Linked DNA regions of Homo sapiens: regions 1 and 2 are each linked to region 3. The links are chromatin contacts, found by Hi-C or POLR2A ChIA-PET in ENCODE. All regions are on one chromosome and are shown on one strand. Each heading gives the region's core, a stretch centred on a gene start or an enhancer-like site at or near the end of the contact. The rest is flanking DNA. Distances are from core to core; before and after follow the strand shown.

Evidence for each region. Hi-C counts contacts between places; a loop is a spot of excess contacts on that map. ChIA-PET counts read pairs that join two places held with the same protein, here RNA polymerase II (POLR2A). Pooled maps may share reads with other maps.
Region 1: a loop to region 3 is called in a pooled map, with 5 times the contacts of the local background. The contact joins the enhancer-like site here to the promoter of POLR1B in region 3. A Hi-C loop is called at or near these places in 1 of 168 maps with a recorded cell type or tissue (vagina) and 8 of 50 pooled maps. POLR2A ChIA-PET finds 5 or more read pairs at or near these places in 4 of 52 experiments (H1, OCI-LY7, T-cell and 1 more).
Region 2: a pooled map shows a loop between it and region 3 (5-fold over the local background). The contact joins the promoter of RGPD8 here to the promoter of POLR1B in region 3. A Hi-C loop is called at or near these places in 5 of 50 pooled maps. POLR2A ChIA-PET finds 5 or more read pairs at or near these places in 6 of 52 experiments (BJ, CD8-positive, alpha-beta memory T cell, HEK293 and 3 more).

The regions. Positions count from the first base shown.
Region 1 is chr2:112,624,779-112,628,311 of GRCh38, forward strand. No RefSeq gene overlaps it. Among named protein-coding and RNA genes, the nearest start is that of SLC20A1-DT, 18 kb to the right of the region's middle. Within about 2 kb of position 2,118, at least 30 of the 41 ENCODE cell types and tissues checked have a DNase peak (open chromatin) inside an H3K27ac peak, as active enhancers do.
Region 2 is chr2:112,431,681-112,435,259 of GRCh38, forward strand. RGPD8 (RANBP2 like and GRIP domain containing 8) reads right to left here and starts at 1,965. Exons shown (of 23, transcript NM_001164463.1): 1 at 1,702-1,965. The coding sequence starts at 1,773. RefSeq lists an enhancer at 2,553-3,531.
Region 3 is chr2:112,540,632-112,544,307 of GRCh38, forward strand. POLR1B (RNA polymerase I subunit B) reads left to right here and starts at 1,834. Exons shown (of 15, transcript NM_019014.6): 1 at 1,834-2,040. The coding sequence starts at 1,864. It overlaps TTL (tubulin tyrosine ligase), which reads left to right. Exons shown (of 7, transcript NM_153712.5): 7 at 1-1,108. It overlaps LOC105373562 (a long non-coding RNA gene), which reads right to left and starts at 1,581. Exons shown (of 2, transcript NR_136321.1): 1 at 1,572-1,581; 2 at 1,025-1,447. RefSeq lists an enhancer at 1,717-1,866.

The DNA.
Region 1 (3,533 bases), core at 868-3,367, 84 kb after region 3:
TTCTCTGACTCCTTGCCTCCTGTTAGAATATAGGTTCTCTAGAACAAGGATTTTTATATGTTTTATAGAAGAACAGTAACTGAATCATAGCAGGTGTTCAAATACTGACTGAATGCATGCCTATATACATATAACTATGTTCATGATACTGTTTCTAGAAGGATCCACAAGAAAATGGCAGCAGACTGTCTCTGGGCAAGGGAAATGGAGGAATGGGTGGGGCAACTAAAACTTTTTACTGACTCTATAGCTCTTTGAATTTTTCCTTTTTTTTTTTTTTTTTTTGAGATGGAGTCTTGCTGTGTCACCCAGGCTGGAGTGCACTGGCGCAATCTTGGCTCACTGCAACCTCTGCCTCCGGGGTTCAAGCAATTCTCCTGTCTCAGCCTCCCGAGTAGCTGAGATTACAGGCATGCATCACCATGCCCGGCTCATTTTTGTATTTTTAGTAGGGACAGGGCGGGAGTGGGGGAGGGTTTCACCATGTTGGCCATGTTGGCCAGGCTGGTCTTGAACTCTTGACCTTGTGATCCACCCGACTCAGCCTCCCAAAGTGCTGGGATTACAGGTGTGAGCCACAGCGCCCAGCCGAATTTTTCCTATGTATCTCATCTAGCTAATCAAAAACAGATCTCTATTGTTGATTAGGAAATATAAATTGGAAGAGAAATAGGTATAATAGGAAAAACCTGAGGGAGCCCCATTCCCCCTCCCCAAATCTGGTGAGATCATTGTGTAGAGCTAAGTGAGAACGCCTGAAATATGCTTGAAGAAACGTTCATCTTTGATGGGGCATTCAGCTCAGTCTCATGCAGCCCTACCCCAGCCCCAAACTGGGCCTGGTCCTATCCCAGGACAACCCTAGGGGGGCCCCAGAGTTCCCTCCTAGAAACCAGAAGTTCCCAGCCCTTCCTGCTGCCCACCCCACCCCATGGACACGTGCCCATGTGTCAAGTAACAACAGTTAATAGTGAAGTGGGCTAGAAACACCCTGTGGCTGCCTCAGGAAGGAGAGAATATCTCTAAGTCCAGTGAGCTCAAGGTGGAACAAGAATCCAGGTGTTCAAAGGGAAGGCAGAAGGAAATGATGAGAGAAAAGGGGGATTTGTGCTCATCTCAGCAGGAACCTGGGTTGGGGCTGAGGAACTAGGAGAAGCCATGCCCCGGGGAGCCTGGAGGAAGATGCCCAGGCCAGAGCACCAGCTTGGAATTGGGAGAGCCAGGCAGGACCCCGAGTAGACATTAGGGGTTAGCGTCTGTTAGAGGAAGTTGAGGAAGAAAAACAATAAAGTTGCCCTTCCAAACAAGACAGAAGCAGTTTCTACCGTAGGTAACCGCTGGCCTAGTTATTTATTCAATATATATTCACTGAGCACATCGTCGTGCTAGGCCCTATGTCAGAAAAGGGATTTTGGGGCCAGGCACGGTGGCTCATGCCTATAATCCCAGCACTTTGGGAGGCTGATATTGGCAGATCGCCTGAGGTCAGGAGTTCAAAACCAGCCTGGCCAACGTAGTAAAACCCTGTCTCTAGGAAAAACACAAAAATTAGCTGGGCATGGTGGCTGGTGCCTGTAGTCCCAGCTACTCCGGAGGCTGAGGCAGGAGAATCACTTGAACCCAGGAGGCGGAAGTTGCAGTGAGCTGAAATTGCACCACTGCACTCCAGCCTGGGTGACAGAGCGAGATTCTGTCTCAAAACAAAAAAGAAAAAAGAAAGGGATTTTAATTAAATGCAGACTTACAGGACCTGAGACTACCTTCCTAGAGACTGAGTCTTCTTTGGAAGGCGGCAGGGATGCAGCAGCCCACAATCAAGCCATTCCCACCTCACGAATGTGGAGAATCTGAGAGGGGGTGCCTCCTTCCCCTGTGGGATTTTCTGTGGTCTCAGACCCCACAGCAGCTTCTATGCTCACCCAGCAGAGGGCAGCCTGAGCTCAGGCGCCATCTTCCCAGCACCTGCTTAGGAGACGGGACAGATGGGCACCTAGCCCCCTCACTGCCCACTGCAGGGTGGGCATGGTGCCCACTTGCTGGTGGCAGCAGCACCAGAGAAACAGGATGCACCAGGAGGCTGTAAAAAAAGGCTGTTTTTGAGTTCTCCCTAAGCCGTGATGGTGCTGCCTGGCAGATGCTCGGCCCTGGCATGCTGCCACACTCACCCTCTGTAGCATCCTGAGACTAAGGATCATCTCCTTCTCATTCCAGAGCAGCCTGCTCACCCTGCTTCTACTCCCTGTTTCTCCGAGGCATAGAATCCTCGGGAGGGACCCCAGAGCTGGAAGGGACTTGGTTGCTGCTAGTGCTGGAGTTGCCATTTCAAATAACTTCAAAGGGCAGGCAGGGAGCCTGAATTTGTGAAGCTGACTTAGGGTAAGATGGCAGGAAATGGTAGTGGCTATGCCGAACTGGAGAAAAGAGCCTTGTGCAAAGGCACCTAAATTGAATTGTTTTTCTAACTGTGAGTAAGATAAAATGCAGCCACAGGCTGAGTTGGGACATGAGTTGGCTGCCAGTTTCCTCCCTGTCCAGTTCACCCCTTAACCTTCGAGATGGGCAAACAAAGGTCCAGAGAGGGCCCAAGATAGGGCCTGATTCCCTTCTCACCAGAATCCAGTTCTGTAGTGCTGTTTATTCCTTGGGGGCACAGGGCAAATATTAAGCACAAAGAGTTGGGGGTGGTGTGGACGTCTAGCTCTGCCTGCCCCACGGCTGCTGATCAGTCTTGGATTGCTTCATTTCCTTCCTTGGCCACAGATCTCCTGTTTGGAGAAAGCAGCCTCCTCCAGAATACAGGGCACTCCTTTTCCTCAGAGTGAGTCACAGCCTCCGAGCAGACTTGTGGACAGCTTACTCCGAGACAGAATTCTCCACTCCCACTGCTTTTTCCAATGAATACCTCCAGCGGTGGGCCTCCACTGCCTTGGGCCACCGCCCTAGGGCTGCGAACTTTAATTTACTCAGGTTTTTCCCTCCTTAAAAAGAGGTCCTACAGAGAAACACCCAGGGGTCTTTTGGCCTTGATTCTTCAGATCTCATTTAAAAAAAATAGATAGATAGATAGATAGATAGATAGATAGATAGATAGATAGATAGATAGATAGATGGATGGATGGATAGATAGATAGATTAGAAGCATAAAGTGCTGTTTTCTCATAAGGTGTGAAGGTTGCAGGAGTGTGGCTGGTACTTGTCGTGGCTCTGCAAGCACCAAGAGTGGTTCTTCAGAAATCCAGGCTTGTACCTGAATTGCCTCCATCTCCAGGAGAATCAGCAGGCCATGCTGAGCTTGATGGGGATGCTTCACTAGGGCAGGAAACCTGAACCTCAGTCTCCTGGGTAGCAGGAACTGGGTTGTGGCCCCATTACCAATCATAGAGACACCTTTGGGACCTGGGGTAAGTATTTATGATATAGCTAGTCATGTGAAGAATGAGGGGAGGATTAGGACACAACTAAGGCCACTGTCACAGAGCTCCTGCCCGCCTAGCACCTCCCAACCTCCCAACCAACATGTGCAAAAGATGGCC
Region 2 (3,579 bases), core at 715-3,214, 110 kb before region 3:
GGCTGGAGTGCAGTAGCGCGATCTCGGCTCACTAGAACCTCCGCCTCCCGGGTTCAAGCGACTCTCCTGCCTCAGCCTCCCAGGTAGCTGGGACTACAGGCGTGCGCCACCACGTCCGGCTAACTTTATTTGTATTTTTAGTAGAGACAAGGTTTCAACATGTTAGCCAGGCTGGTCTCGAACTCCTGACCTCAGGCAATCCGCCCTCCTCGGCCTCCCAAAGTGGTGGGATTACAGGCGTGAGCCACTGCGCCCGGCCAATATCCTTTTAACATCAACAATAAAAAGTGACTTGTAGCTAACATTTAGTGCTATGTGTCAAGCAATAACCTAAATGTTTAAAATGGATCATCCTATCAAATTCTATCAATGTTACAACTCCATCTATGGATGAAAAGTGTAAGTGGCCCCAAATACCCAGCTTATAAACGACAGTGCTGTGATTATTCAAGCCAAAGCAAACTGACTCAAGATTCTGCGCACATCCACCTTTAATAGCTTCTTCCGTCACTCTTTAGATCCAATGACTAAAGTCTTATTGAATCCAAAATAGATCACATTATTTACCTGTAAAGAGGAAAAATACCCTAAAAACACTTGTGGAAAAGGTTAAAAATTGTAAGCCATACTAACGATTTGTAAGAACTTTAGAATTTTTTTTTTTTAAGCAAAGGCAGCTACCAAAGTGTTCCGGGCGGGGAGGGGGGCGAGGGAGGTGAGTATGAGGAGTGGAGTGGAGCTGGACCCTTACAAAGGGACAGCGACAAACACCTCATACTCAAAACAAGGGGACTTTCCGTGTCATTTGTGCCATCGGGCCATTGCAAATGTCCACGCTGAGATGCCTACCTTGTCACTCGACGCAGCCGCCAAAGCTCACCCGGAGCTGCGTCAGTCCCCACTGGGTTCCTCCAGGCCAAGGAGGTACGACCTCCGCCGCGGCATATAAAGTAAATGTCCAGGACATGGGAAGAAACCCGCCGATACAGCACCCGGGTGCCCAAGCCCCCGAGAACTAGGCCGCGCGGGTACTACGGGGCCAGAAAGCCCGGGCCAGGGCGAGCCCACGAGCGAGCACCGTCGGGAACAAACCGGGAGAAAGAGGAAGAGCCGGCGCCAAAGGTCTCCCGCCCGCCGCGGTCCCCCCAGGACTCTTCCTGCGCTTGCAAGCGCCACGCCGCCCACAGGACTGCGCTAGCCGGCCTCCGCCTCAACAGAGCGCGCCAGGGAGCAGCGCCCTCGGGAGCCATGACCCCTGACCCATCGAGGCCGCCGCCGGGCCGGGTCGAGGCCGCCGCCTCAACAGAGCGCGCCAGGGAGCAGCGCCCTCGGGAGCCATGACCCCTGACCCATCGAGGCCGCCCCCGGGCCGGGTCGAGGCCGCCGCCTCAACAGAGCGCGCCAGGGAGCAGCGCCCTCGGGAGCCATGACCCCTGACCCATCGAGGCCGCCGCCGGGCCGGGTCGAGGCCGCCGCCTCAACAGAGCGCGCCAGGGAGCAGCGCCCGTCGGGAGCCATGACCCCTGACCCATCGAGGCCGCCGCCGGGCCGGGTGGAGGCCGCCGCCTCAACAGAGCGCGCCAGGGAGCAGCGCCCGTCGGGAGCCATGACCCCTGACCCATCGAGGCCGCCGCCGGGCCGGGTCGAGGCCGCCGCCGCCCGGCCGGGTCGAGGCCGCCGCTCTCTTCCAGACCCACTCACCTGTCGAGGCGACGGGGTGAGACCCAGCACCGAGGCGACGTACCGCTCCACATCGGCCTTGCTGCGCCTCATCGCGCCGCCAACCTGGCTCCCGAGACGCGTGCGAGCACCGCTCAGCCCCGCAGCAGTCGCCACTTCCAAGAGGAAAGTGCCTGCAAGCCACTGAAGCAGCGGCGTAGCCGGCGGAGGCCCACTGTGACGAGCGTGCGGCGCCGCCCACGGAGGCCCACTGTGACGAACCTGCGTTCTGCCTCAGCACTGTGTATCCTCGGGGACGTCGGCGCTCCAGCTGCACTCGGCCGGGCTGGTGGCGCCGCCCTGTGGTCTGAGGGTGTCTTGACATGATCTTATCTATAGAAAACCTTAATGAAAGCTCAAAAAAAAAAAAAAAAAGACAAACCATCAGTGATAATAAATGAGTTCAAAGAGATTGTACCATACGAGGTCAACTAAAAAAAATGAGATGTCTACTTATACACCAGCAAGGAACAATTCAAGTAAAATTAAGTAAACAATTCCATTTATAATATTATCAAAAATAATAAAATAATTATGAATAAATTTAACCCAAAAGTGTAAGACTTGTAGACTGGAAACTACAGAACACTGTTGAAAGAAAAGCAAGTGATTCATCCCCCGGTGCCAAACAGCAGACGCAGGTGTTACCAGTCTGGTGGGGCGCCCGAGCTGGGGACCTGGGGTCCTCTGGGAGGGGCAAGAAGGCAGCGATGCTGGCCCCCGCCTCCATCTGCCCATCCCATCTGCATCCACACACCGCCCTGCGGTAGCTGCTTGCAGCCCTTCTCTGTCAGTTTCTCCATTATCTTCTGGTTTGGTGATAAATGAGAGTTCCCATCGGGGGTGCCACCCTCTGTGTGACGGGGAGCAGAGAAGACCCTGCATCTGAGTCCTTCTGGGGGAAGAGCGAAAATGCTGGGACCAGCCCCAGCTGTCAGGGGGTCTCCAATCCCAGCAGGGAGGCCCCACGCATGGCTAGGATGCCCCAGACCCCAGGGACTGCACGAAGTGGAAAGGAGGGCCCCCGGTCCTAACTAAGGGTTCAGACCCCCGCAACACACATCCAGGCACACCCCCACCCCCTAGGCCTGGTTCTAGGTCTGCCAGCTCCGAGAAGGCCCCTAACAATGGTGCAGTCGCAGGGGCTGTGTCCCAGGCCGGGCTCACGCCCAGTCCCGCTGCCCCGGGGGTAGATGGGGCCCCTGGCCCGCGCGCTGTGGAGCCCTGGAGTGTCTGTGCGCCCCTTCCTTGGAGGGCAGCCGCTGAGGGGCTGCTGCGGGACTGGGGAGCCTCCTGGCAGCAAGCGCTCCCAATGCGTAGCGGGACGCTGTGATGGGGACAAGATCCTGGCTTTGAAGAAAGCCCTTTCCACCCTGTCCATGTGGGGGTCTCCCGGTGCCCCTGAGCCAGCGGCCCCCTCCTGCAGGCTCCGGAGGACTCCCCTGCCTGCATCTGGTCTCGCATTTCCTCCGTGACCTCCAAGCTCCCACTGGGGGCACACGGCTGCCCTGCTGACCCCAACTCTGGCCCTGTGCCGGTGGTGGGCAGCATCTGGCACGGGGGAGGCGCCGTTTCTTCCACACTCGCGCGTCCTCAGCCCAGATCATCCGGTGAAGTTTCCCCAGCAAGTGGCTCCCCCTGCCCCCTCCACCCTGCCAAGTGTGGTCCCTGGGCCCCCGCCTTCCCTTCTCGGCCTCTGCCCCTGGGTCTGGGGCCTGCATCCAGCCATCCACGCTCAGGGAGGCCACCTCCTCCCTCGCTCTCGACCACCACAAAGCTGCCCGGGACCTTGTTCTATCCTTTCCAAAAGTCCTCAGGACCTGCCTGTCTACGGAGCTCCCAAAACGCCCTGTGAGCTCT
Region 3 (3,676 bases), core at 584-3,083:
AGACATACAGATCAAGAGAATAGAACTGAGAGTCAAAAATAAACCCTTGCATCTATAGTGAACTGATTTTCGACAAGGAGGCCAAGACAATTTGATGAGGGAAAGAATAGTCTTTTTAACAAATGGTGTTAGGACAACTGGATATCCACATGCAAAGGAATAAAGTGATATGCCTTTCTCACACCATATACAAAAATTAGCTCAGAATGAGTCAAAGACTTAAATGTAAGAGTTGAAACTACAAAACTCTTAGTAGAAAATATAGGTGAAAATCCCCATGATTGAAAAATATCTAGTATTTGATAGCACAACAGGGTGACTGCAGTCAGCAATAATTTGTTGTACCTTCAAAAATAACTGAGGAAGTACAATTGGAATGTTCATGACAGAAATGATGAATGCTTGAGGTGATGGAAACCCCATCTACCCTCCTGTGATGATTACATCGTATGCCTATATGAAAACATCTCATATACCTCATAAATATGCTAATTATGTACCCATAAATTTTTTTTTAAATCCTCATGACCTTGGATTACACAATGATGTCTTAGATATGATATAAAAAGACAGGCAACAAAAGAAAAAAACTACACTTCAAAATTAAAACGTTTTGCTTCAAAGGACACCAGCAAGAAAGTAAAAACCCACAGAATGGGAGAAAAATATTTGCAAATCATGGATCTGACAAGGACTAGTATAGGCTATATAAAGAACTACAACTACTCAGTTGGCCGGGCGCGCGCGGTGGCTCATGCCTGTAATCCCAGCATTTAGGGAGGCAAGGCGAGAGGATCACTAGAGGCCGGAAGTTCAAGACCAGCCTGTGCAACAGACTCCCGGCTCGAATTTTTTATAAAAAGTGATATAGGAATGAAAAGTACCAGCTGAACTAGGAAAGGGGAAGTTGACAGTAAGGAGGGACTATCAGGGGCAGGAGGATACTGGGTAGTGGTGGTTTAATTCATTGTTTTAATTGTGGTGATGGCTGCATGGTTGTATACATAGGTCAAAACTTAACGCGTACACTTTAAATGTGTGGTTTATTGTATGCCAGTTATAACGCAATATAGCTGTTAAACACAAACACAATAAAGTTGAAAAACCAGCAGGCATTCCCTGATTAATCAGTATTCTGGGGAGGTAAGGGGCTCACAGGAACGCAAAAGAAATTCAGGCTGTAAATCCAGTTGGACGCCCCGCTGCCCCATCCCCTCCATCCGGGACCGCCCGACTCCTCTCCCACCTCCTTCCCCAGGCCTCCCCCAGGCCTCCAGTCCGGAAGATGCGACGAGGTTAGCGGGGCCCGACCACTCCTTGGCTTCCCAGGGGTGAGCCTCGCGAGTTAGGAGTTGGGTAGAGAGTCAGCCCGGGGCCCGGCATCCGCTTTTTCGTTGAAGCAACGACTTTGGCCGGATGACTCCCCAGGGTCGGCATCAGCGTGGGACTGGGAACAGGTGAAGGGAAACAGAAGAGAGCCTGAGAAGACCGCTCTCCTCCGATCCTAATTGACTGAGCCAATGAGAGCCAAAGAGGTCACATGCTCAACTGGGCGGGGAGCGGGTTTCCACCTGCGGCATCTTTCGCGAGCGGGGAGATGAGTGGGGCGGAATATGGGAGAAAGGGAGGGCCCGCCACGCTCTGGCTGGACACGGCCTTAATCGGCCCGTTCACTCGACGTTTTTGGTTCTACGTTGACCCCGAGAAACCGAAACCGCAGGGCCTAGGGCGGGTGGAACGAGAGGGAACTACATTTCCCAGCAGGCTGCGGAAACGGGACTGCGGCCACTACTTCCGGCGTGTACCGAGAGACTGGCGTCCGGCGTGTACCGAGAGACTGGCGTCCGGTGTGCAGGTGGCCACATGGATCCTGGCAGCCGGTGGCGGAACCTGCCCAGCGGGCCTAGCCTAAAGCACTTGACTGACCCCTCTTATGGAATCCCGCGGGAACAGCAAAAGGCAGCGTTGCAGGAGCTGACGCGGGCGCACGTGGAGTCCTTCAACTACGCTGTGCACGAGGGTCTCGGCCTCGCGGTGCAGGTGAGCGCGGCGTCCGCCGGCGCCCTTGCCGCGGCGAGGCCAATCCCAGGGAGGTGGCTGGGAGGTCACAGTATGACCCCAGATGCATGTGCTCCTTGATCCTGACAGGCTTGGTGGGTAAGCGGGAGAGCACAACATGTTAAACAGGACGCGGTACTGGCCTTCGTGAGACTTGGAGTCGAGGCGTCTTAAGAGATGTATTCGTGATTCTGGAGTGAAAAGTGATTGTGAACCGTAGTTTGGACAGTTTCGGGGTGCTGTGAGAGTGAGGAAGTGGCTTATCTGGGGATGTGCTTCACAATGCACACGGCTTTATATCACTTGAAGACTTACCTCTCCAAAACGTACCTCGAAAGATCCCGAACGTATTTGTAGGTACAGTGTAATGTTCAAGGTTATCCTTCAGTTTCCTTCTCTTAGAGCTTTAAAGAGAGAAACTACTCGTCATTTGTTATGAATTAAGCAGGTGCCGAGGAAGGTATAAATGAGTCATGAAAGCAAGATTGAATCGAAAAGTGTAATTGCATTATTAGCGTAGAGTAATGGTAGCAGAATTCAAGTGAGTATGGTGGGGGAAAGCTTCGTTTAGTAAGCATCCCCAGTGTCTCCAGGCACTAGGCTCAGAGGATGTGGAGGAGGCAGTCCCGTGTACGAGACAGTTCATGCATTTAAGTGCTCCCTGTCGTGTTTGGGGGTTGAAGGGGTGAAGATAATGAAAGCAGTGCATGCCAATGTTCTTGAGAACTGCTCTGCCAAGGGATTGTGTGGGCTACTGCGGGAGCCTATGGGCGGCGCAACTAATCCAGGAGTTTGAGAAAGGGCAGGATTAGATGAGTTCAAGAAGTGAGAAACGTGCATTTCGTCCAGGGGAAGAGTAGAGCAGAGTCACATGCTTCGGGGACCCTACCTGTGGTTTTGTTGGGTAAGATTTGTGTTGTGGGAGATAGGGATACAGATAATGTGGAGAGCTTTGATTGCCAGTCTGATTCTTGAACTCTATTCGGCAAATAATATGGGAGCCATTAAGATTTATTGTTTAGAAAGACTAGAGGGGTGGGGGTTATTTGTATTGTGCCTGGATTGTTACAGTATCATGTCTGTGAGAAAAAATTCCTAATTAAAAGTTAATCGGGCTGGGTGCAGTGGCTCACACCTGTAATCCAGGACTTTGGGAGGCCAAGGCAGAAGGATGACTTGAGCCCAGGATTTCAAGACCAGCTTGGATAACATAGTGAAACCCCATCTCCACAAAAATTTAAAAATTAGTGGGGCATGGTGGTGCGCACCCAAGTAGCTGGTCCCAGCTACTCGGGAGGCTGAGGTGGGAGGATAAGTTGAACCCAGGAATTTGAGGCTGCAATGAGCTATGATTGTGCCGCTGCACTCCATCCTCGGTAACAGAGTGAGACCTGTCTTTAAAAAAAAAAAATCCAATTGAGAAATTTTAGAAAAGCACTAATTTAAAAATAAGCCAGTCGGCTGGGTGTGGTGGCTCTTGACTGTAATCCCTGCACTTTGGGAGGTCAAGGCGGGTGGATCACTTGAGGTCAGGAGTTCCAGACCAGCCTGGCCAACCTGGTGAAACCCCATCTCTACTAAAAAATACAAAAATTAGCCGGGCATGGTGGCACATGTC